Regions from separate parts of the Mus musculus genome. Here region 2 is linked to region 1. Evidence: chromatin loops called from intact Hi-C (ENCODE). Cell type or tissue: heart. All regions are shown on one strand. Each heading gives the region's core, and the rest is flanking DNA. Links, peaks and the distances in the headings are about the cores only. Region 1 holds the start of Gm40138 (a long non-coding RNA gene). Region 2 overlaps Arhgap29 (Rho GTPase activating protein 29).

What was found. Peaks named below come from ENCODE experiments on the same cell type or tissue, not always from the same donor. Only the 100,000 strongest peaks of a DNase experiment are listed, where the experiment ranks them.
Region 2: it touches region 1 in a loop (2.3-fold over the local background); 2 of 42 quality-filtered maps call a loop at or near these places.

The regions. Positions count from the first base shown.
Region 1 is chr3:122,115,481-122,127,564 of GRCm38, forward strand. Abca4 (ATP-binding cassette, sub-family A (ABC1), member 4) reads left to right here. Exons shown (of 50, transcript NM_007378.1): 17 at 1,175-1,240; 18 at 4,550-4,639; 19 at 6,151-6,325; 20 at 8,079-8,210; 21 at 10,641-10,780; 22 at 11,342-11,479. Gm40138 (a long non-coding RNA gene) reads right to left here and starts at 10,963. Exons shown (of 3, transcript XR_001783974.2): 1 at 10,815-10,963; 2 at 10,141-10,247. In heart, for the core only: CTCF peaks have their summits at 4,434 and 6,754 (motif pointing left); DNase peaks (open chromatin) are centred at 4,451, 4,921 and 6,831; H3K4me3 peaks cover 738 bases; H3K27ac peaks cover 5,527 bases.
Region 2 is chr3:121,974,789-121,986,872 of GRCm38, forward strand. Arhgap29 (Rho GTPase activating protein 29) reads left to right here. Exons shown (of 23, transcript NM_001356524.1): 3 at 7,027-7,161. Among named protein-coding and RNA genes, the nearest start is that of Arhgap29, 13 kb to the left of the region's middle. In heart, for the core only: a CTCF peak has its summit at 6,255; a DNase peak (open chromatin) is centred at 7,863; H3K27ac peaks cover 1,168 bases.

The sequences.
Region 1 (12,084 bases), core at 2,451-10,450:
GGGCTGGGGACATGACTCAGTGGACAAGATCAGTTACTACATTTGATGACCTGAGTTCAATTCCCAAAGCTGAATTAAAAAGATTCATGCACAAAACACATTTGTAATCCAAGCACTTCTATGGGAAACAGGGGTGTGGGGGTGGGGGAGTCAGGAGAATAGGAACAGAAGCAGAAACAGGAAGAGGGCAGAACGGACAACTTAAGTCATCCTCCGACTGCCGTGTGAGCCTATGCCAGCATACGCACACAACCAAATAAATAAATACACAAATAAACAAACAGACTCTAAAGAAAGCAAAATACCCAGGCTTGCCCCTGAATCACATTCTAGCAGTGGCAAAAGCCATGATACGTGACTCTTTAAACAGCATTGAGGGCTAAAGAGACCACTCAGCAGTTAAGAGTACTTACTGTTCTTCCAGAGAACCCAGTTCAGTTCTAAGAACCCACGTCAGGTGGTTCACAATAGTCTATATCCCCAGCTCCACAGGATCTGACTCTTTAGGCCTCAGAGGGCACCTACACTTACGTACATGCTCTCTCACATGCTCCCTGGTGTGGGTATACATATCCACACACAATTTAAAAACTGAAAAACTATAGGGGAAAAATAAGTATATAAATTTTAAAGGGAAAAAAGTGACAAAGAGAACTGAACCAAAAGGCTGGTATTACATTAGCTATGAATGGGGCAGATGGCTCGAAGTTAGTGTATTCAATTTCAGCATCCTTCAGACTGATATTAATTCCCAATTCCTAGGGTTGCTTTCAGAAATCAATGATGTTAATACATGGAACGTGTACAATATGCCTGTTATATAAGTAGAGTCCAGCAAATATTTGCTTTCGACAACAACTATTGTTTTCTGGTAACTGCTTAAAAAAAAAAAGACATGATTTAATTCATTAAAAAACATTTATTTCTTGGAAAACTGATGTCAACCAATATCATCATAGTTAGTGTTGCTGGTAACACCCAAAAACCCCCATGGTATTTTGACTGAAATCTTATTGAAAGAAGTGGTCTGTCAGATGGCCTTTCAGTAACTACATACTGGCTTGTGACCCTGAACACCTGTAAGTATAATTTGAGATTTAGAAGGGTGTTTGTGGGGCTTGTGGAGTGCAGTGGGATGGGGCTCACTGCTTTCTCTTTGTTTTCCTGTTTTCAGGAGACTATGGGACCCCACTTCCCTGGTACTTCCTTCTGCAGGAGTCCTACTGGCTTGGTGGTGAAGGTAAGTTTGTTTTGTTTTAATTAAAACAGTCAGGCAGTGGAGATGCACACCTTAATACTAGCACCTGAGACGCAGAGACAAGAGAGTCTCTGTGAGTTCAGGACCAGTCTGGTCTATAGAGCGAGTTCCAGGACAGCCAGAGCTACACAGAGAAACCCTGAGCTGGAGAGATGGCTCAGTGGTTAAGAACACTAACCGCTCTTTCAGAGGTCCTGAGTTCAATTCCCAGCAACCACATGGTAGCTCACAACCGTCTGTAATAGGATCTGATGCTCTCTTCTGGTGTGTCTGAAGACAGCAACAGTGTACTTATATAAAAACAAACAAAAACAACAACAAATCAAGCAAAACAAAAATGAGAACAACAGAAACCCTTCAGGACTGAAACTACTTCCTTTCCTTGGGGTACATGTAAGATGTGTGGACCTTTGTCAAGGTGTCAAGGTGGCCCTTTGTCAAGTGCATGATCCCTGCTAGTCAGCTGCCTGCCGTGGGTACAGGGTGTCACAGTGTCACAGCCTCCACAAGTGTCCCTTTGATGAATCCCAGAGCCAGAGTAAATGGCAGAAACTTGACAGTTGGTCCTGGGAGATTGGATACTTGTTGAAAAGGGTGCACCATTTATTTCATAAGCCCAATACTCTTCCAACTTTCAAAGCAGAGATCTAGGAGGCACAAAGGGAGCTTTGCCTTCAGCTTTTGCTGCCTCCTTCTTCTCCGCCATGATGCCCCACATTCTCCAAACACACAGTAATTCACTCTTTGAAGCCAAGACGGAGGCTGCACGGTTGATCTCCAAGGCTTTCTTATGGTGGAAGAAGGCAAAAGGGACATTGGCTGACAATGCCTCCTAAGTACAATTTATCCTCCTTCCAAAAACAAAAACAAAACAAAACAAAACAAAAACCCAAAAAACAAACAAACAAACAAACAAACAAAAAAAAACAGGAGGCCTAGAATTTTCTAGAAGTCAGAAGGAAAACCTCATATCATAGTCTTGGAATTCTGAGAAGGCAGAGAAACTCCAGATCAGTGGCTGCCAACCTTTCCAAAGCTGCATCCCTTTATGCTGTGGTGACCCTCCCCAGCCATAAAATGATTTCTGATGCAACTTCACAACTGTAATGTTGTCACTGTTATGAGTTGTAATGTAAATATTTCTGGAGACAGAGAATTGCCAAGGGGCCTGGACCCACAGGTTAAGAACAATTTCTCTAGAGCTGTAAGCTACAGTCTCTCCCAGAACTGGGAGGCTCTGAAAGAAAACCCCCTGCTTTCCAGGGTTAGAGCTCACCCTTCCCCGTCCACACTTCACTTTGAATTACTGGGCCTGGGGCACGATTTAGCCTTTAAGCACTAACAAAGGGATTTAGTTTTCCTTTAACTTTAAATACCAGGTTAAGGCATTTAACCTGGAGCCTTTTAAAAGCTTGTATAAATTTTTGTTTGGCTGGTATTTTGAGGGTCTCCCCCACCCCCGAGGGGATATATATATATACATATATATATATTAATAGTTCACACAAACATTACTTTGACAGGCCAGTATTTTCCCATTATATTGTTTTGTGCATTGTGTTTATCTACAAACTTTTAAATGTCCACTATAACAAAGTTATCAACCTCTCTTAAATAAGCATATTTAACATCCCTGGAATGTTACTAATGTCAGTGAACCTAGGGGCTCATGTGCTCCCCAACCCCCACCCCACTATCCCAAGAGATACTCTGCTATTCAAGAAAAAAAAAAATCTTGAGAAACGTGTTCCTTGAAAACGAGACACATACACTTTCCTGACAGACGTAAAATACTTCTCACCTGTTTCATAGGCAAGAATAAATACAATCCCTCACACTATCTAAGATCAGAGAGCAGCTGAGTCACCCCCCTAACTCCCCTCTTCATAGTTGAAGAAATGGAGAGCCAGAAACATCAATTTCCTGTTGAAATCCCACTGGACACTGGGGCAAAATCTAGAATAGCCGAGGACGGTTCACGAGGAGAGTGTCACTCCAGTGGTTATTTAAAAAGATATTTGTTCTTGCTGCTGTATTACTCATGAGGGCAGTATGATAGCCGGGCAGTGTGATCGCCGGCACATTGACCTCGGAAATTGTGGAGAATAAAGTCAAAACTGCTTCAGGAAGTGGAGACAGAAGTACACCAGACAGCACTCCTCTCACCATTAAGCCTCAGCCTGCTGCTCTCCCACATTCTGCAAATCTAGAGGCCCTGTCGGGCACTGAGGATACTCCCTGGTGGTTCCCCATGTGTGCTTAAAGCAGAGCCCTAAGGGCTTGGTGCTAGTGGCTTTCTTTTCTTCCTGCTTCCTTTATGGCTGGGGCTCCTTTCTGCCTCTTCCTTTTCCAGGGTGTCCTTGACACCTCCTTAGACCGAATGCCATTAAAAAATAAAATCTGTGGTGAGTGTGTGTGTGTGTGTGTGTGTGTGTGTGTGTGTGTGTAGGGGGGGTGTGGGGAGGAATAGCATACACCCACCAGGCTCCACCCTGGTATTACCGTAAGATTTCTGAATGTCCGAATAGGTGGCCTTTTAAAGGGAGCCATTTCTCCAGCTCAGATCTAAACTAGCTACCCACCATAGCACTACAGGTGGATTTTTGCTCAGGGCTCCCATGACTGACATGTTTTAGTTGGAGCAAAAAGGACCAGGTGGTAGGCTAAAGAAAACAAACCTATTCCAAATTTAATCCTGCGATGGATTTTTTGATTTGTCTGATTCCCCCACCCCCACCCCCTCAAGGGGACAACATTCAAGACAGGGTTTCTCTGTTTAGCCCTTGCTGTTCTGGAACTTGCTTTGTTGACCAGGCTGGCCTCGAACTCAGAGATCCACCTGTCTCTGCCTCCCAAGTGCTGGGATTAAAGGTGAGCACTGCTCAGCTTGTTTTTGTTTTTATTACAATTTCTGACATGAGCAGTCTGCCACATTAAAAGGAATTGCCGAGGACTGCGAATGTGGCTTAGTGCTACCAAGCAGGGAGTTCCTAGTTTGATTCCCAGTTCCCCCTAACAACAATGTAAATCAAAACTCTCCAGCTTCAAGGTTCTGATTTAAAAAGTCCCTGTGGGCCCTGCGAAATCGGCACAATCAGATTTGAGTCCCTCACGGCTGGGCAGCAGGTCAGAGCTGGAGGCCATGCAGGAGACGGGTCTCAGAGCTATGATGGCTCCAACCTCTGGAGGGAGCTGTCCCACCCTTGTGATGGGAAATGCATCTGTCCCCACTGCCCCTCCTCTTCTCTCCTGTCTCTCCTGAAGAGTAACGTTGGCGTCTGGTTGGTTCAGGTTGTTCGACCAGAGAAGAAAGGGCTCTGGAAAAGACTGAACCCTTAACAGAGGAGATGGAGGATCCAGAGCACCCAGAAGGAATGAATGGTAACCCCCCAAGACCCCCCACCCCCATCCCAAAAGACAGCAGAACGGAACGGAAAGCTTCAGTAGTGCCAGAGCCAAACCACAAGACGAGCAACATGAAGGAGGCCAGGAAGCTGACTCCCTTTCTTGACTGGTGTTAAATCTCATGTCCAGCTGCACACGAGGGGAATGAATGGTCCAACCCAGACATTAGTGCATATTTCCTGGAGAAAGCAGATCCCAGGTCTGTAGTGTGTTTGTGCCCTTGTTAGGCAAATCCCAAGGGAATCGCACAAATGTGCTGACTTCCGAGGATTTAGTCAGAACAATGACTTGGGTCACTGGGACTTGAAGCGGATATGAGCTACAAGGAAAGACAAAAATAAGTTCCGTAAGGGGAAAGAGCCTAGCAGAGCTGACTGCACTTCACTCAAGGTTTACAAACCCAGAGCCCATTCACTGCAAGCATCAAAAGCCTTTCCTGGTGGTGGAAGTTACCTAATCACGCCCGGGCTGATGGGCAGGGTACATAAGACTCCTTTCCCTGGCCTTTGCTGCTTTGTCCTCACTCTTGAACTAATTCTCCTAATGTTTCTCATCCCTGACTGTATGCATGGCTTGGGTTTAGAGAGGCACACAGACTCCGATTTAGCCTGATGTTGGCACGAGAGGGTCCAGCTTCTAGGCGCCCCTCAGGTACCACTTTGCAAAGCTGATGTTGGAGACCTGAATCCTCACAGAGCTGGTTTGCAGGCTAAAGTAACTCTAGAAGATCCTCCTCCCAGAGTGGTATGATAAGGTTCCATTTCAGCTTTAGTTGTGGCCAGGAGACACAGGCAGACAATGCAACGGGAGTTGGGGACAGAGCAAGGGACCATTAGTTAATTAGACTTAATACTCTGACAGTAATCTTGACTCTATAAGTGAACTTCGGAAAAGATGCTGTGGTGGGGGGTGGGGGGTCACGGGGAGGGGGAGAGTAGGTTGGTTGATACTGGAAAGGGCACGGAGCATGGGGAGGAAGGAGTTACGATGAGGAAGAGTAGGTTGTCCTGGCTTGAGGAGTCAGGGCTGGTGCCAGAAACCTATGAAGATCCGATAGACTGAGCCTTGAAGCAAAGACGGAACTCGGGGTTAACTCAATAATAGACAGGAGCTATTTCAGATGGGTATGGACCCTGGGCCCATACTTGCCACTTGTACACCATGTAGCCTTGATAGAACACTTGATGTCTCTCAGTCTTGGGCTTTCTAACCTATTGAAAAGAGCCTAGTTATATCTACCTATAGGACTATATGTGTGAAGTGAGGGATTTGTTGGGAAACATTGGAAACAGTGCCTAACTCACAGTAAGTGTGAAATCTATGGCCAGTGCAACTATGACTACTCCTGTTTTGATCTTCTTCACAAAGCTGCAGCCACATGGGCAGGTGAAGTTACAGCCAGAGCACAGGTCTGAAGGAAGCAGTGTGTTCATGAAGCACGGCGTCATTAACATGTGGTGTTTCTACAATGTGTTTTTCCCTCCAAGACTCCTTTTTTGAACGCGAGCTTCCAGGGCTGGTGCCTGGTGTGTGTGTGAAGAACCTGGTGAAGGTTTTTGAGCCCAGTGGCCGGCCAGCTGTGGACCGTCTGAACATCACTTTCTATGAGAACCAAATCACGGCGTTCCTGGGTCACAACGGAGCGGGAAAGACCACCACCTTGTGAGTTCTCTGCCAGAGAGGCTGTCTCCCATCCTATCATTCCCCGGCTTCATTCTCTCTCCCCAATAACTCCACTCTGTTCTTCCTTACTGAATTTCGGTGGAAACATATACACTCACACACACCTCCCACGGTGAGGATAAAAAGCCGTGGCTGCCCATGTCCCCGGGCTATTTTTATGTAGCACTCCGTTTCCTACCAATTAATAATTAGGATGCTTTAGTGCTGGTGTGGGACCTCTGATGGGATGGCTACCTTTCTGAGAAAGTGTAGGGAGAACAGTGAAGTAGACTCGCTGCCTGGCAGAAGGCCAAGGGCAGGAAGCTTTGAGGCTCTGGGTGGACTCCTCCATCCATCCTTTAGTTCTGGAAGGGGTGCGAGCGCCACCTGCTGAGAACAGGCAGTCAGGGCTCCGGTGCAGACCTCCGATGGGCCGATGGGCCGGTGGAGGAGGGGTAGGGGTCAACAAGCCATGTGACAGCAGCCATCAAATCCTTGGCTTGCAGAGCCCCGGGAAGGAACAGCAGTGTACACCCTGCTCCGGAATGTGCTCCCGGGCCTTTCAATGGGAATGGAATGCGGGGCTGGTGCCATTGGGCTTGGTACTGTTTCCCTCTAGTGGTTGATCAACATTTCAGCTTCGAAGTACAGGTTCAGATAGCATGCGATTTTATCAGAACTTGGGACAGAACTGGGCGTGGCATCCTAAGGCTATCTCCTTGCTAACTCACGTGGTGGGAGGACAGGAAACTCCATTCGAGACCCCAGGACCTCTAGAAGACAAACACATTACTTCACTCAGTGCAGAAACTAAACTTCCACTGGGGTCGGAACACAAGCGCTGTCCTAATGCTGGGAATAGCATAACATTTTAAGTTTCACTTTGTGCTGGGGCCTGTTTTTGTTTTGTTTTGTTTTTCAAGCATGTTCGATTCACTTAACTTAGACAACTACCCAAGCAGGTGGGAGACATGTTTTGTATAATTGAAGAAAGAAAAGAGAAATCACAACATTGTTCACATTTTTACATTTGGAATTCCCAAACGAATTTGTTTGTGTTAGCCAGTCAGCAGACAGGCTGCCCAGCTTCTCACTGGCATCAACTGAGCTTTGGAGAGTCACCAACCCTGCTTCTCCACTGTCAAGGGCTGCACGCCCAGGCAAAGCAGTGGGGCTGGGTCCTAAATCCCTTTAACTGACCACAACTGTGACTACGACAGTGGCCACAATGGCTGGCCACATCAATAGCCACGGAGCAACCACTATGACAGACCTTCACGGTGGACACTACCGCTGACCACAGAGTAAAACAACAGTGAACACTGTAGCTGACCACATCCGTGAATATCACTCTGACAGACAGTCATAATGGGCACCACAACTGACCACCACAGTGGCCATCCAGTGGGCACTACAACTGACCGCTGCAATGATGGCTGGGTGATGATGGGGTGGGGTGTCTGAGTCTGGGAATCCCCGAGGCTCTTGATACTGGCCCAGGAACACTTGGAAATAAAAAGTAGAGAAAGAAGGCCCTTGTGGTCTAGGCACTAGGACTTGAAGCAAGGCACTGGTGCTAAGTAAACCCTGTGTGGAAATGTTCTGGGCCCCTCAGCTACATCAGGTTTGAGTTTGATAGAGAGATAGGGCAGGTGTCACTACAAGCATCCTTCTGACCCTGTATGGGGTTACCCTCATCCCCTGGTGAGTTCTAACAACCATCTCTTCTGCCACTTAACCCTGTGTTCGGCAGGTCCATCCTGACAGGACTGTTGCCACCGACGTCAGGAACTGTGCTCATTGGGGGAAAAGACATTGAAACCAACCTGGATGTAGTACGGCAGAGCCTGGGCATGTGTCCACAACACAACATCCTGTTTCATCAGTAAGTGAGCTGGAGTTGAGATACTCCTGGGCAGGGGTGGGGCTCATTGGAAGAGCACTTGCCTGGCCCATCCATCACCCTGGGTTCTGCCCCCAGCACCACAGGAAAACAAAATATCTGTCAGAAACCCCTGTTGTATACTGGCTGGTTTCATGTCAACTTGACACAAGCTAGAGCCACTGGAGAAGAGGGAGCCTCACCTGAGAAAATGCCTCCGTAAGATCAGGCTACAGGCAAGCCTGTGGGGCATTTTATTCATTAGTGATCGATGGGAGAGGGAACAGCCCATTGTGGGTGGTGCCATCCCTGGGCTGGTGGTCCTGAGTTCTATAAGAAAGCAAGCTGAGCATGTGTCCTTCTTACCGGTTGGGACATCTTCTGGATATATGCCCAGGAGAGGTATTTCGGGATCTTCCGGTAGTACTATGTCCAATTTTCTGAGGAACCCCCAGACTGATTTCCAGAGTGGTTGTACAAGCTTGCAATCCCACCAACAATGGAAACAATCACCCATGGAAGGAGTTACAGAGACAAAGTTTGGAGCTGAGACAAAAGGATGGACCATCAAGAGACTGCCATATCCAGGGATCCATCCCATAATTAGCCTCCAAACGATGACATCATTGCATACACTAGCAAGCATTTGGTGCAAGGACCGTGATATAGCCGTCTCTTGTGAGACTAGGCCGGGGCCTAACAAACACAGAAGTGGATGCTCACAGTCAACTATTGGATGGATCACAGGGCCCCCAATGGAGGAGCTAGAGAAAGTATCCAAGGAGCTAAAGAGATCTGCAACCCTGTAGGTGTAACAACATTATGAACTAACCAGTACCCCGGAGCTCTTGACTCTAGCTGCATATGTATCAAAATATGGCCTAGTCGGCCATCACTGGAAAGAGAGGCACACTGGACAGGCAAACTTTATATGCCCCAGTACAGGGGAACGCCAGGGCCAAAAAATGGGAATGGGTGGGTAAGGGAGTGGTGGGGAGGGTGTGGGAGGCTTTTGGGATAGCATTGGAAATGTAATTGAGGAAAATACGTAATTAAAAAAAAATAAGAGGAGAAAAAAAAAAAGCAAGCTGAGCAAGCCAGTAAGCAGCTCCCTCCATGGCCTCATGGCCTCTGCATCAGCTCCTGCCTCCAGGTTCCTGCCCTGCTTGAGTTCCTGTCCTGATTTTCTTTGATGATGAAGTGTAAGCCAAATAAACCCTTTCCTCCCCAAATAGCTTTGGTCATGGTGTTTCATCCGAGCAATAGTAGCACTAAGACACCTGTATCCTGTTCTCCAATGCCCCCCCCCCAACACACACACACACACACACACACACACTTCTTTCCTGCCCAACTTAGCAATGCGTTTGTCTGGTCTTCTCAGTCAAAAGCCCTTGTCCTTCCAAATGTGAGGCTGTGCTCCTGGTGATCAGAGTTGAGATGTCCCCAGCCAGAGGAGGGACGGTAACTTCTTTATGACACTTTCCCTTACTTGCCCCCAAATACTTGCTGACAGAAAGAGGAGATATGTTATCCCCTTTACATGTGGACCACCGGTGCTATAGACTGTCCTGGGAGGGGAGGGGGGCTTTCATGCCGGCTTGCTTGGGTTTTCTATCTTTTCTCCCATTCTTCTTCTATCACTTTCTTTCTTTTCCCTCCCTTTTCCCTCCCTCTTTTCTCTCTTCCCCTACTCTTTCCTTCTAATTAAAACATATTTTACATTCTGACTCTAGTCCTGGCAGAGGGAGGAGGGCGGTGAAGGGGAGAAGACAGATAAATACAAAAGAAAAAAAACTGTCACCAGTCCTTTCAGCGCCCAGAGGCAATCTCACTGTTAACACCTCCAGATATGACTCTTCGGACATTTCTCTGCGTGTGTAGACATGCGCAAAGATTTAAAAATTATACGGGAAAGTAAAATCATACGTACCATTTTGTGACCCCACTTTTTGAAAGTGTGGGTGTTTTGCCTGAGTGTGTATCTGTGCACGACGTGTGTTCTCAGTGCCCGAGAAGAGGATCTCAGATACGCTGGACCTGGAATTACAGACAGCTGTGAGCCACTATGTGTGTGCTGGGGCTCAATTCCAGGTCCTCTGTAAAAGCAACCAGTGCTCTTAACCACTGAGCCATCTCTCCAACTCCATAACTGTTTCTTAATCCTAAGGTGCTATGAATATTTTTCCATGCGACTACATATTCCTTTAAGAAGTAATGTTTACATATGGTTCTGTTGTTCAAATGACTAAGTAATTTTCTCATTAGCTCTTTGGGCAAGACTGGTTGGTCATTTCACTTTCACATCACGAATAATACCACGATGACATTTCTGACTGCTAACTCTTCATAGTCATCTTTCTTTTCCAAGGTGAGCTGCTCAAAATGGAATGACTTAGCCCACTGCCTTTTTTCCTCCTCCTGTTCCCACAGCCTCACGGTGGCTGAGCACATCTTGTTCTATGCCCAGCTGAAAGGGAGATCCTGGGAGGAGGCCCAGCTTGAGATGGAAGCCATGCTAGAAGACACGGGCCTCCACCATAAGAGGAATGAAGAAGCTCAGGACCTTTCAGGTGCTTGGTATTGGGAGGAGACGGGGTCACTTACGGAGCATCCGTTGCCTGGCAACGCGCCTCAGCAGAAGGTTGGGGTAGCAGAACAGCAGCTCTTCAACCTGTAGGCCCCGCCCCCCCCACGTCAGATGTCAGATGTTTACATCATGATTCATAACAGTAGCAAAGTTACAGTTATGAAGTAGCAACGAAAATAATTTTATTGTGTGTGTGTGGGGGGGGGGGTCACCACAACATGAAGAACTATATTAAAAGGGTCACAGCATTAGGACGTTGAGAACCACTGGGGTAGGGCCTTATAACGGGAGCTCTCCTTACATTTCTGTGAAGCTCAAGGCACAGTTTTCAGATGATCAGGTGCTAGGAAGCAGGGTGGTCTTTCAGCATTGGTGAAGCATGGACGATACTGTGACGTCTGACAGTGTAGGCATATCTGTGGTGGCAGTACCAAACTGTAGCCAGATTTAAAGATCCTCCACATGTGACCAGCTTTGGGCCTTCCTCTTCCCCGTACCGAGATGTCTGTGATATCCCGTGTCATCACCTTCCTTCTGCCTCCAGGTGGCATGCAGAGGAAGCTGTCTGTTGCCATTGCTTTTGTGGGAGATTCTAAGGTGGTGGTCCTGGATGAGCCCACCTCTGGGGTGGACCCCTACTCCAGACGCTCCATCTGGGACCTGCTCCTGAAGTATCGCTCAGGTGAGGGGCTGTTGCTTAGCACCCCATGCTCTCACTGAGGCTGTTCCAGGTGTCCCACTTTCTCCCGCCTCAAATTTTATAGCCACATACCTTAACAGCCCTTGCCACCACCAGTGAATCCAAGTTCAAGGGCAAGCCTGCAAACAGGGAGTCACTGATGAAGTGGCCTATGGCTGAAACAGTCCAGAAAGTTGGGTTGGGAGTGTTTACAACGCATTCACAAAGCCCCGAGTTCCATCCCAGGCATTCATAAACCAGGCCTAGTGCATGCATACAATCCCAGCAGTCGGGAGGTAGAGCAGAAATCCAAGATGAGTCTCAGCTGTGTAGCCTGGGCTACACGAAGCCCTGTCTCAACAAAATGAAACAAAAATTTCGTCCTACCTATAATCCTCCAATCTGGAAAGGTGGAATTGCCCTCTGCCTAAAGGGACCCAAAGTCATGCCAGGAAGCTTCCTAGCTGTTGCGTGACTATTCCCTGAGAGCGCAAATATGGGGCTGGATGTATAGATCAGCAGCAGGCTATGTCAGATGAAAGTGCCTTAAAACGGGCCCTTTACTTGTCTATCCCTCACCTTCTAGAGGATTGACATCTAGAAGCGAC
Region 2 (12,084 bases), core at 2,001-10,000, 140 kb before region 1:
TCTTATGTTTATACTAATTTTCTCAAACCTAACTATAATTTTCAAGTTGAAATTCCCAAAATAATTGGACTGAAATGGAAGGTTCAAAATTTTAGTAAAGTTTTTATCATATATTGTTCTTTTGAGATTGTATACATGTTAAAGAAGTTACTCACAGTCCTGTTTATTTTAATAGCTCCATCTTGAAGTCTAGCTATGGATGATTGGATGGCAGCTAGCTAGAAAGATACCCTAAACACATTATTATACTCATAACACATCTCAACAAAACAACAAACCTGCCATTTATTCAAAGATGTATGGCTTCATAATAAAGCCTTGCTTTTTTACTTTTAAGTTGTTGTTTTTGTTCTTTTTGATGTATAGTCCATTATACTGGTTGATTTTTTTTAAAAGGCTATTAAAATAATATTTTAGGTAATAAAGTATTTACCTCACTTTATAGTAGAGTATAATTTAATGTTTCCATTTAAGTTTTAGTTAATATAAATAAGAATTGTATTAGAATTTCTATTGTTATTTTTGGGGAGAATTTTATATTCTTTCAAATCCACATCTTATATAGTTATCCTTTGTTTTACAAATTTAAAATGATATTTTAAAACAAGTTGTATCATCTTTTATCTTTAAAAAAATGTATGAGTTTCAATATATATGTAGACAATCCAGAGCCTAAGAAGATTCTCACTGGTCCTCAGTGGGAAAAGAGAAAGGTGGTTATAACATACAGTAGGAGACTACTCTTTGACATAGAAGGTTCATGTAGCCCAGCAGGAGTGGCACACTCTTTTCGTTCCAGCACTCAGGCAGAGGTAAGCAGATCTCTGCGTTCAAGGCCAGCCTGGACTACAGAGTGAGTTGCAGAACAGCTAGGGCTACACAGAGAAACCCTGTCACAATAATAATAATAATAACAATAACAACAACAACAACAATAATAATACCTAAAAAACAAAACGAACAAAAATGTATGAGAATTAGAGTTGGATGCTCAGAATCTATATAGAATAGAAGCCAAGCAAGCTCAGAGGCCCCCAATAATTCCTTCCAGTAAAGACAGGATATTAGGGACAAGCTGGCAGGCTGGACTAACCGCAACTGGTAAGCTATGTTCACTAAGATACTGTCAAAGTGGAAAGAACTCAAAGAAGATACCCGAGTTCAACTTGAGGCCTCCACACACAGCATACATGTGCATGTATACACCCAGAGAGAGAGAGAGAGAGAGAGAGATTGAAGCTGAACATAGTTCAGTGTATTTATCTTCAAGTTTTGTGATGAATTTTTACAGAGTATTCCCTCTTTCCCCAAGACTGATTTTTTTTGTGAGTTTTATGACAAATTCTGCATTGAAGTTTCCTAGTAGAACTATGAAACCAATTTTAGTAGTTGAAGAACTAGTGATTATCAAAGACCTCTATTTCTAACAGGAAATACAGTTTTATTCATGTGTTCTCTTTCCTCCCCCTCCCCTTACACACACACAGACACACACACACTGATGCAGGTGTTCTAGCTGACTCAATTTAGGAATAAATGAACTCCTTAAAGAGAGAGATTTGAGGCCTGAATCCTTACTGGCCTCAGGCAAGTGATAGTTTGGTGTCTTCTTCCAGAGCTCATCACCAAGGTGAGGTTCCCCTGCACTCTTACACAAGCAGCAGGTGTGAAATGTTAAGTGTGAGATTCCTATCTACTATCATTAAGGTGCATTACTAATAATTATAGGAAGAAATTATGCATATTACATTAAGGGGCTAAAGATACTCACTTTAATTTCTATGTTTAATTGTGGATTAGAATATATGTAATGTAAGGCCAACTCAGGTTTATGGTTGCCCCCCCCCCAGGAATACTATTATGCTTTCCAAATAACAGATTCACAAATGTTCTCCTAGTTTATGAAGTATTTTTTAAAATAAAAGACTAATTTTGTTTGTGTAAGTTGTTTTGCTTGTGTAACGCATGTATCAAGTGCGCACAGAGGCCAGAGAGGGGTATAGGATGCTCCTAGATCTGGAGTAACAGTTTTGATGGAGGTGCTGGGAACCAAGCCCAAGTGTTCTTAACTGCCAAGCCATCTCCAGTGTTTCATGAAGGAATTTTAAAGTATGCTTTTGTAACATACCTCTGGAATCCGAGAATTTAAAACCTTTTAGTTACATAGAAGGAACACACACAGCACAATATTCCTAGTTTTTCTGCTACTTCATGTTTGAAAGTATAAAATGATATTATAAAGTATATTTGGAAGAGCAGATTGTGAGTTGTGAATATTCTTGTAACTTTTATTTATATAACACAATTTTAAATGGATTTTAATCAGAGCTTACAATTACTTTGTTCTTCTAGTTGTTTTTGGTTTTGTTTTGTCAGGTTGTGCTGTTTTGTTTGAGAGTCTTCCTATGAAGCTCAGATCGGCCTTGAACCAGTGTCTCCTCTCGGCCTTTAGTACTGGAGATGACAAGGAGCCATCCCCCTTTCACTTGCTCTCCTCTCCTCTACCCTTACCTTTTTTGCTTTTTATTTTAAATAGACAAAGATGAAAGATGCAAGTTTATTATATAAATCACATATTGTAAACTATCATTATTCTGTAACTCCTTTAACCTCATGACAGTTTATTATAGAGATTCAGAACCTAGACTTGGGTCTGTAATCTCAGGACTTGAGGGGCTGAGGCAGGAGGATGGCTAATTCAAGGTTATTATGTAATAAGAGCTAGCACACACACAGCAGCCCTCATTCCACTTCTTGCTGGTTGTCTGTAATCCTGAACCAAGGAGGTGCTAGCACATCCATCAGTGGATTTTGTTTATTAAATGAGTTCTTACATATAAAACTCTCATTAGTGCTTTAAGTCAGCTGTTACTAGTTTTACAGTTACCAGGTAGCTAGCTAGTTAAAAAAAAAAAGCTGCTGTACTCAAGGTCCACAGTTGTCCTGTAAATTCAGAAGTCATCACAGCGAAAGTAGAGGTTTGCTGCTTATAAGTTCTGCGCTTTTTCCTTTGTTGTTTTGAGCAAGCTGAATTAACAAAACCATTTTTTTTTTAAATTGGTCAGTTTTTCTTTTTTTAATCAAGGAAAACACCATGATTTTTTTTTCATGTATTCACTCAAGCGTTTCCATGAAGTGTTTGCAGTATAAACACTGTGGTATTGTGTTAATGGCTGAGAAACAAAAAGTAGAGCGGGCTAATCTGTTTTCACTTGATAAGATGAATGTAGCAGAAAATGAACGGGTGAAACTAAGTGGGTAAACAATACAGTAAAGTGCAGGGTGCCACATTGACAGGGAAACACCCAAACACTGGGTGGGATACTGTTTTGCTGTTGTAGAAATCTAGTTAAATTTCTTTATATTTCCATCTGCAATACCTTTGTAGTATAAATCAAAGGCAGGCATTGTGTGGTGGCTGTGTTTAAAATTGTTTTGTACTTAGGTGTAGTACAGAATGATAATAAATGTAACTTGACAAATACAGAAATGTTTTAATACAATGTACTCTTATTTGATTTCCAAGTTATATACTAATATTGATTTTATGATAGAGTGAAATTTAAATTTCACTTTTTTATTAATCAAGATATTGTGGGGCAAGGCTATAAGTATTTCTTTTACTAAATCTCTGTTAAGTGTATCTCTTTTCAGATACATTTTGTGTGAATCTTATAGATTTCCTTGTAAGGCTCTCATTTGTAAGCATTAAGACAAAGGCAGTTTCATGTTTATTAGTTGCTATTCACAGCAGCCTTATGAGGAAAGGAAAGGAGATACTCTTATCGATTCACAATCCCAGCCTTTCATTTAAAAACGTGGCAGCCTGGGTTGGTTTTCCTAGTCCAAGCCTGTAGGTTTGTTTCTACCACATGAAGTCTCAGCCTCTTGCTTTTACTAACTGTGCCACTGTTCTTTTGTTTGTTTTAGCTTAGTTTGGTTCTTTGAAGGGGAGATAACGTGGTGTAGCTTAAAGGAACCATTTAAACTCCTGGAAGTTTTGAAAAGTTGCCAGTTGCGTGGTAGGATAGGGGAGCTTTTCTTCATAAAATTAACTGGAGGTCGCTTTACTATAAGGGAAAGAACGTTTGGTGTAAGTGAAACTTGTTTTCTTTGAACAATTCCAGTACAGATAGTTGAAGGCCTGCTAATTTGTGAAGTTCCTGGATAAATTAATTACTAGACTATGCTAATGTCCTGTTATGAACCTTTGTGATTAGTCTTCCCTTTAGATTTTTTGTTGATTTATAGACTTTCAGGAGTGTATATTAAATCATGGGGAACTGGAAGTAGTTAGAGTACAATTTGAGGTTTGAATGAAATGTATTTTTAGTAACTCAGTTACTACTTTCTACTGAAGTTGGTTGGGAACAACCTCAGCATATGTAAAGGCTTCTTGTGTAAGAGTAAAGGACGTTCAAGTTGGTAAGCCCTGTATGCTGACAGTTACTGCATGTTCTACAGTATTTAAACAAAACAAAGCAAAACAAAAAAACTCTCTAAAAGGGAATACACTGCAGGTAATTCTATAAGAGAAGAGTGAATTTTGACTCACAGTGGATGATCAGTTAGCCCCCAAGGCTCTGCAGTGTGAAGCAGCACAGGATGATGGGAGTGTATGGTGAAGAGAAATTGCTCACTGCATCACATCACAAGCTCCAGAGCAGAGAAGAAAGGTCTGGGGTCTCACACCTGTCTTCACGGCACTCGGCACTCCCTTGGTGTCCTGTAATTGTCCACCAGGCCTCTCCTCCTAAGCAGTAGTTACCAACCTTTCTAATGCTGCCACCCCTTAGTACAGTTCCTCATGCTGTGGTGACCCCCGACCATAAAATGATTCTCCTTGCTGCTTCATAACTGTAATGTTGCTGCTGTTATGCAAATATCTGTGGGTTTTGATGGTATAAGGTGAGCCCAGGGAAGGGATCATTAGACTTCCAAAGGGGTTGTGACCCACAGCTTAAGAGCTGCTGTCCTAAGTCTCTATTCTCTCCTAGTGCCATCCTGGGAGCCCCCTTTAACAGAGCCCTCTCATCCTCTCATTTCTTTCTTGATAGGGATATTAGTAAGGGAATAGTTAATGTGATGGGAGAATATTTTTGTTTCTTTATCCTAAAGATAGTTTTTTTTTATGGTTATTATCTTTCATTGTTTATAAAAAATTGATGAAATTATGAAATAACTGTACAATTTTTGTTATTTTTAAAGCTATGTCAATAGAGACAAACAGAGTATGAATTCTGGAATTATATACTCTGGGTTCAAATTTTGGCTCCACAGTACAATAAACCTGATAAATTTGTTGTGTTTCAGTATTCTCATCTATATAATGGTTTTTTTTAAATAACTCTGTCTAATAAAATTGTGGACCATGAAATTGGACAGTATTAAATATTTTGAAACAGTATTTTTCTTTAAATTGTTTTGTTTTGTTTTGTTTTGTAGGGGCAGGGCATTGTTTCTCTGTGTAACTCTGACTGTTCTGGAACTCTTTAGACCAGGCTGGCCTCAAATTCAGTGATCTATTCCCCTCTGCCTCCTGAGTGCTGGGATTAAAGACCTGTGCCACCCTCCCTTTCTACAATAAAAAGCATTTTCAAATATTCAGATGATAAGTTACAAAGCTACACAGGTGGTAGGTAGTCTGATCTGCACATTCTAGCCAGAAGTGGACTGGGCCCAGAAAGAACACTGCTAAGAATATTAGAACTGCTGCAACTTTTGCAGGAGTAGGTAGAAGTGTTGGTTTCTTTACTCTTCAGCAATTTTTCATCATTAACAACTAATTGAATTTTTGTAATAAGCAAAAAATTCACTATCTTTTTTTTTTTTTTTTTTTTTGGTTTTTGGAGACAGGGTTTCTCTGTATAGCCCTGGCTGTCCTGGAATTCACTCTGTAGACCAGGCTGACCTCGAACTCAGAAATCCACCTGCCTCTGCCTCCCGAGTGCTGGGATTAAAGGCGTGCGCCACCACCGCCCGGCCAGATCTGTATATCTTATAAGTAAAATTTCCCCAGTTTTTAAAATGTGTAGATCCAATGATCCTTACACATGTGCATGTGGGTTACTGGTTTCTAATAACTAATAATTAATGCAGAGTATCAATTCTAATGTGGAAACGTAACTTTTTTAGGGATTTTGAGTGTGTTGCCATGTATATTAAGAGACATGAGATGGGAATGACACTATTTAGTTGCCTGGAGAAGTCTGAGGAATATGTTTATACTGGAAAAAATGAAAAAGTACCACATTGTAATAGCCTTGAAATCCTGAGGTGGTGCTGCTGCTGCTGCTGCTGCTGCTGCTGGTGACTGTGCATTTGTTTCATGGAACCTGTGTGGAGCACAGCTTTGGGGAGTTGATTCTCTCTATGTAGGCTCCAGAGATTGAGTTAAGTTGCCAGGCTCTCAGAGCAAACACTTTTACCCATAGATACATCCCACTAGTCTGGTTGTGGGTTTTGATTTTGTTTTATTTTGTTTGTTTTGATTTTTGTTGTTGTTTGTGTTTTGGAATTTCAAGACAGGGTTTTTCTCCATGTAGTCCTGGATGTCCTAGAACTCACATTAGAGACCAGGCTGACCTTGAACTAAAGAGATCTGCCTGCTTCTGCCTCCCAAGTGCTAGGATTAAAGGTGTTCATCACCACTGCTTGGCTTAGTTCTGTTAACCCTCTTAACAGGGTCACATGTAACTCGTGCTGGCCTCAGACTCCCTGCATAGCTGAGGATGGACTTGGAACTTCTACCTCTACCTCCCAAGTCCTTAGATTACAGGCTTGCCACCACCACGTGGGATCCTGAAATCCTTAATGAATTAAGTGACAAACGGCTTTCCGAAAGTGCTAAAAATGGTTTATAATTGTAGTAATTAAAAATAGACCTGAAAAGAATATGTGCTGGGGCAGAAATCATGGAACCAGTGCTTTCTACTCTAAGTAGCTTTGTGATGTCTTCTGTAGCTTAGATTTCTAGAATTTTGTGCTGGAAATTAATTTTTAATTTTTCTTGTTTTTCTTTTAAAGACTGTTTTAAAGAAGTCATTCATATCCGTCTGGATGAGCTTCTCCGTGTTTTAAAGTCGATATTGAGCAAGCATCAGAACCTCAGCTCCGTAGATCTTCAGAGCGCTGCAGAGGTGCTCACTGCAAAAGTGAAAGGTAAGGGGGCTTCCTTAAGGGTGCGCCACTGAGGGCCAGAGGGACCCAGTGACACCTTCATGTGTCAGGCCACATCTCCTCGGGGTGGCACATTAAGCTCCCAGCTATGATGGAGGACAGACTTACCAGAAGAAAAGGTTACCTACCGTTCCGAAGTTTGACAGCTTGGGTGTGGGCATTAACTGAGCTGTCACGGGTGAGGCTGCAGTGTAGTGGGCTACTGTATGAGACCTGGACACGCAAAGCCTGAAGAGAGTGGTGAGATGCTCATATTCAGAAAGGACAAGGAGAAGGCATTGTCAGGGTGAGGCAGAAAGGAAATAAAGGCTTTGCAATAAAAATGTAGCCTATATCCTGCCCTTCCCCCCCCCCCACTCCCAGCCCCCACACATCTCTTTCTGACTTAAGACTTTTCCTGTTTGTGTGGTTTCCTTTTTTCTATTTGAAGCATTGAGAGGGAAAAGGTGCTGTAGACAATTTTAAGAGGGAAACAGGGGTGGCTTGTTCTGTGACTCTTAAAAATAAGCTTAGTAACCAGATTTGTTTTTAAGTAGATTGTTTACAGGTACCATTTAACTTTACTTAGATAGGGAAATTTGTGTCTATAGATAGTAAAATTTCCATGCTTGGAAATAGCGACTTAGCTCAATTGTTGTCGGTGACTATTGTGTGCAGTCAGGATGTCCTGGGGAAGGAGCACACCAGCATGTGGCTGGTGTCCACATTCCAGAGACAGCCCTCAAGAGTGTGGGCTCTAGCTGCCTCGAGATCCTTTTAACCTTGAGGTAAAGCAATCTTTTAAATAATATTATTTCACACGATTGTCATTATGCTACTTTGGTGTTGGATGGAATTGGAAAGAGGAAGATAGGATTGATTTGTTGGTGGGAAACTGTTTCTGTAGGATTCCATGGAAACCAGAAAATGTTACAAGGGGTTTTTTGCTTTTGTTCTTGAGACCCTCCAAAAATGAGTGACCTGCATAGTTGAGGCTAAATCAGAGTTTATTTAATAGCAACTTAATTTTCAAAACCTAAGAAGGCAAGAAATTGGTAGAAATCATTTTTGAATGCAGGAGCCAAGCAGCCTAAATGTGTTGGTGCTTCCATCTTTGAGGCAGGGAGTTCCTGTCTTCTTCATTTTGGGGAAAAACTTCAAGAAAAACAATTGTATAGGATCAGCGAGCTATAGGAACGGAGTAGTAATCTAGATGGTTCTTACAGTCCTAGCCCCTAATTACATCTTTAAAAACAGCAGTGATCTGAGCAGCTATCTTTTTTGGATGTATTAACTGCTAGATGCAGTTTGCAAAATTGCCAAACTGTTCAAAACAAAATTAAAATGAAACCAAACACGTAATACAGAGTAACTTCAGGGCTGTATAGTCTTGGTTGTGTTGCCACAATACATTTAGTTTTTATACATAAAACAGAATCTTTCTGTTGCTTTTAAAAAAGCCTGTAAACATGGAGTCTACCTTGTAATAACTTTAAAGGAAAGATTCTTAGCTTTTTCCCATTCATCTGGCAGTGATTTGTAGTTCCTGTGTCTCTTTCAATTTCCAAACAGGAAGTTCAGTTGACAAAATATTTGCAATATGGTAAGAGAGATACAGCCTATTTTTGAAGCAGATAAAGACATCTTCATATGTCAGTAATTTATGATGTTCTTAATATTTTCAACTGTTTAGGTCAATTTTATTTGTAATATAAATGAAAAATGTTTTTAATATCTACATATTTCCCTGTATTCATAAATTGGCAAATAGAAAAAGACAAACAAGCCTCAATCAGACACACAGCATTGTTAAACCCTCATCTTTCTTTCTGTTCTGCAAACCTGACTTTTCAACATGGAGCCATTCATTCTGGTCCTGGATAAACAGTGACTGTCACTGATTTCTTTTGAATCTTTCCAGAAATACACCAAACACAGACAAGCAAGCACAAGTACAATCTCCTTGCTATATAAATGATAGTATCCTACTTCTTGCTATACAAATGATAGTACCTTACTTCTTGCTCATTTATCTGCACATAAAGCGTTTCTCAGGTCTTTGGCTTTTCTTTGATGTTTTTCAAAGCTGTTTGGAGATACATAATGTTGATGTGCTATAATCTAACCAGTTCATTCCCAGTACATATTTAAATTATTACCTGCTGATGCTTCTATGCATAGTCAGGCAAATTCCTAGTAACTTGGGTATTGAGAGAACTTGTGCTTTTTTATATTGTCATATCCTCCCTCAAGCCATGCCCTCTGATAGTGTGAAGGGAGATGGTTTACCACCCCCCTCCCATCAGCAGTGCTAGCTATCAAGATTTGTTACCCAGGCATGTAGCAAAAAACCATTGTCTTGGGGGAGTTTGAGCTGCATTCTCTCCAGTTTGAAGGCAGTTGAGTATGTTTCAGGGTCATTTGTACATCCTTTTATTTGAGTTGGCTTATTACCTGGTTTTCTCTTGGTGTTTAATATTCTTAAAATATAATTTATTTATTGAAACTTCGTATTTCTAACATTAGCTCTTCAATATAGTTTATAATTTTACTCTTTATTTATTTTTACACTTTAACATATCAGTCCTTTTTGTGTGTTTTGAGTCTGAATTATTAGGATGGCCTTCCATACTCTGAAGTTTCACCATTCTCTCCATCTTTTTTCCTAAAGTTTTTATGGAATCATTTTTAGGTTTAAGTCTAAAATTTAGAGAAGCAAAATGTGTTCTTTTAAGGGGGTCACAACCCCTTTGGGAGCTGCATATCAGATATCCTTCATATCAGGTATTTACCGTATGATTCATAACAGTAGCAAAATTATGTTTGGGAGTCACCACAGCATGAGAAACTTTAGTAAAGGGTCACAGTAATAGGAAGGCTGAGAGCCATTGGGTTAGAGAAGGCCAGTAGTTGTAGGAATGAAAAGAAAGAAAACATTTTAGAAGCAAAACTCTGAGCTAAACAATGTATAGGAAACAGCAAGTGGAAAGTAGAAGAAACATCCGAAGGAAGCTCTTGTAAAGTTGCTCTGTAGCGAGCGGACAGCACCTGGACAAGTAGTTCCTTGGCAGTATAGAAGTGATGAAGTTCTGTGGGGTTAGGAAGGTATAGAGGGAGTAGCCTAGGATGAGATCTACACAAGGTAAAACTGTCTAAAGAAAGGTACAGAACTGAGGCACTGCACATAGATACGGAATTCCAGCCACTAGATCCTAGAGACTTAATTCCATCCTTGATATGCTACTTGATATTGCATGTCTAAGAAGTGAATTTAGATTGTGTCAGCACTAGAAGTAGTCAAGGTCAAACTTGAACCCACGTTTGGCATTTCAAAGCTTTATCTCTTCCATGTATTATAACAAATAACTTTTAAAAGAGTAGAGTATGTCATGATGGAAGGAAGTGGTCTGTAATGATACTTATAGCTGATATTATTTAGGATTGATGCTGCTGCTTGGCAGACATTGTTAGACTCTTCACAGGGATGCCCTCCTGTAATCATCCCAGTTCCAAGATGAATAAACCTGTGAGATCAGCTTCCTCTTAGTAAATGAGGAAGCTGAAGTAGGAGGTTTGTCCAAAGTTGTATTCATATTAAGTGGTAGAAGAGTTGAACATTGAGGTAAGTCAAGGAGATTGAAGACTAAGGTAGAGAAACCCTCGGTTTTCACTGATGGAAGCTGGTGCTTTGATTGACAGTGGTCTTGCATTGTTTAATTCCCACAACTGTTGAGTTTATAATTGTCCCACTTAATAAATGAGGAAACTGACTAGAGACTTTAATGTTTATGTATAGTCAGAGACAGAGCTGAGACTCAGCCCATGCAGGCTGTTTGTAGACCCTGTCATCATACCCAGGAGTCGGCAGCGAGAGCTCGAGGGCTGAATGGAGTTATGGGAACACAAGTATTTTACTCTTTTCTGGGTGGCCTGTAGCTTCCTTCAGTACCTCTACTGAAGGGTTAGGTTAAACCAAACATGTCCTGGAAATTATAGGCGAGGACTACCTGGCTCTTTATAGAAAAAGTTATCATTGAACTGGGTAAAAAAGCCCAATCTTGGTGAAGTCAAGATAATTCATAGTGAAAGGAAAACAGTCATTACATCCCATAGAGATTTGGTAGAGAAAAATGGAAATTAGATTGGATAGTACCTTAAGAAGAAACATGGTAAAACAAAATTTTTCTTTCACATGGCAAGGATATTGAACCTTTTTTAGGAAAAATGTTAATTGGATGAGATCTAGTGAAAGAAGGAAGGAGGAAGGAACAGTGTTGGTTCAGGGTTTTGAATATGTTGTTGGTACAAAAGAATGAACCACATTAGGAACAAGAGCTGCCCTGAAGGGGACGGAAAGGCACTTACAGTGTCTCATTAGGTGACCAAGACTCTGGTCTCTGGTGGAGTAGGAATGAAGACAAGAAAGATGGCTCAAAAGAGTTACCTTTCTATTACTTACAGTCATTATAACAATTATTTGTGTCTCCTAATTGTGTTTAGTGTCATGAAAAGATATACCTATAGGAAAAAAAATAATTATAAAAATTGAGACAGTATTATAGAGTACTTTTCAATGAACAATTAAAAATGGTTTTATTGTGGTCTAATTGATAGACATCAAGCTCCTCTCAGTTATTTTTTATAAATGTTGCTACATCCCATTCTTGTGAAACTGTCTGTCGTTAGCATTGCCTGTGTCTTCCTCCCTTTTCAGATTCTGACGTTTCATATGTTTATTTCCATTCTGTTCAGAGTACTTCTAATTTCATTCTTTGTATTTGACCCATAGGTTATATAGCAGTATGCTATTTAATTTCCAAGTTTTCAAGAACTTTTTACAATTTTTTTCTGTTAATTCTACTCTAATTCCATGAAATCAGAGAATATATTTTGAATAATTTGAATAGTTATGCTTATTGAGAGGTA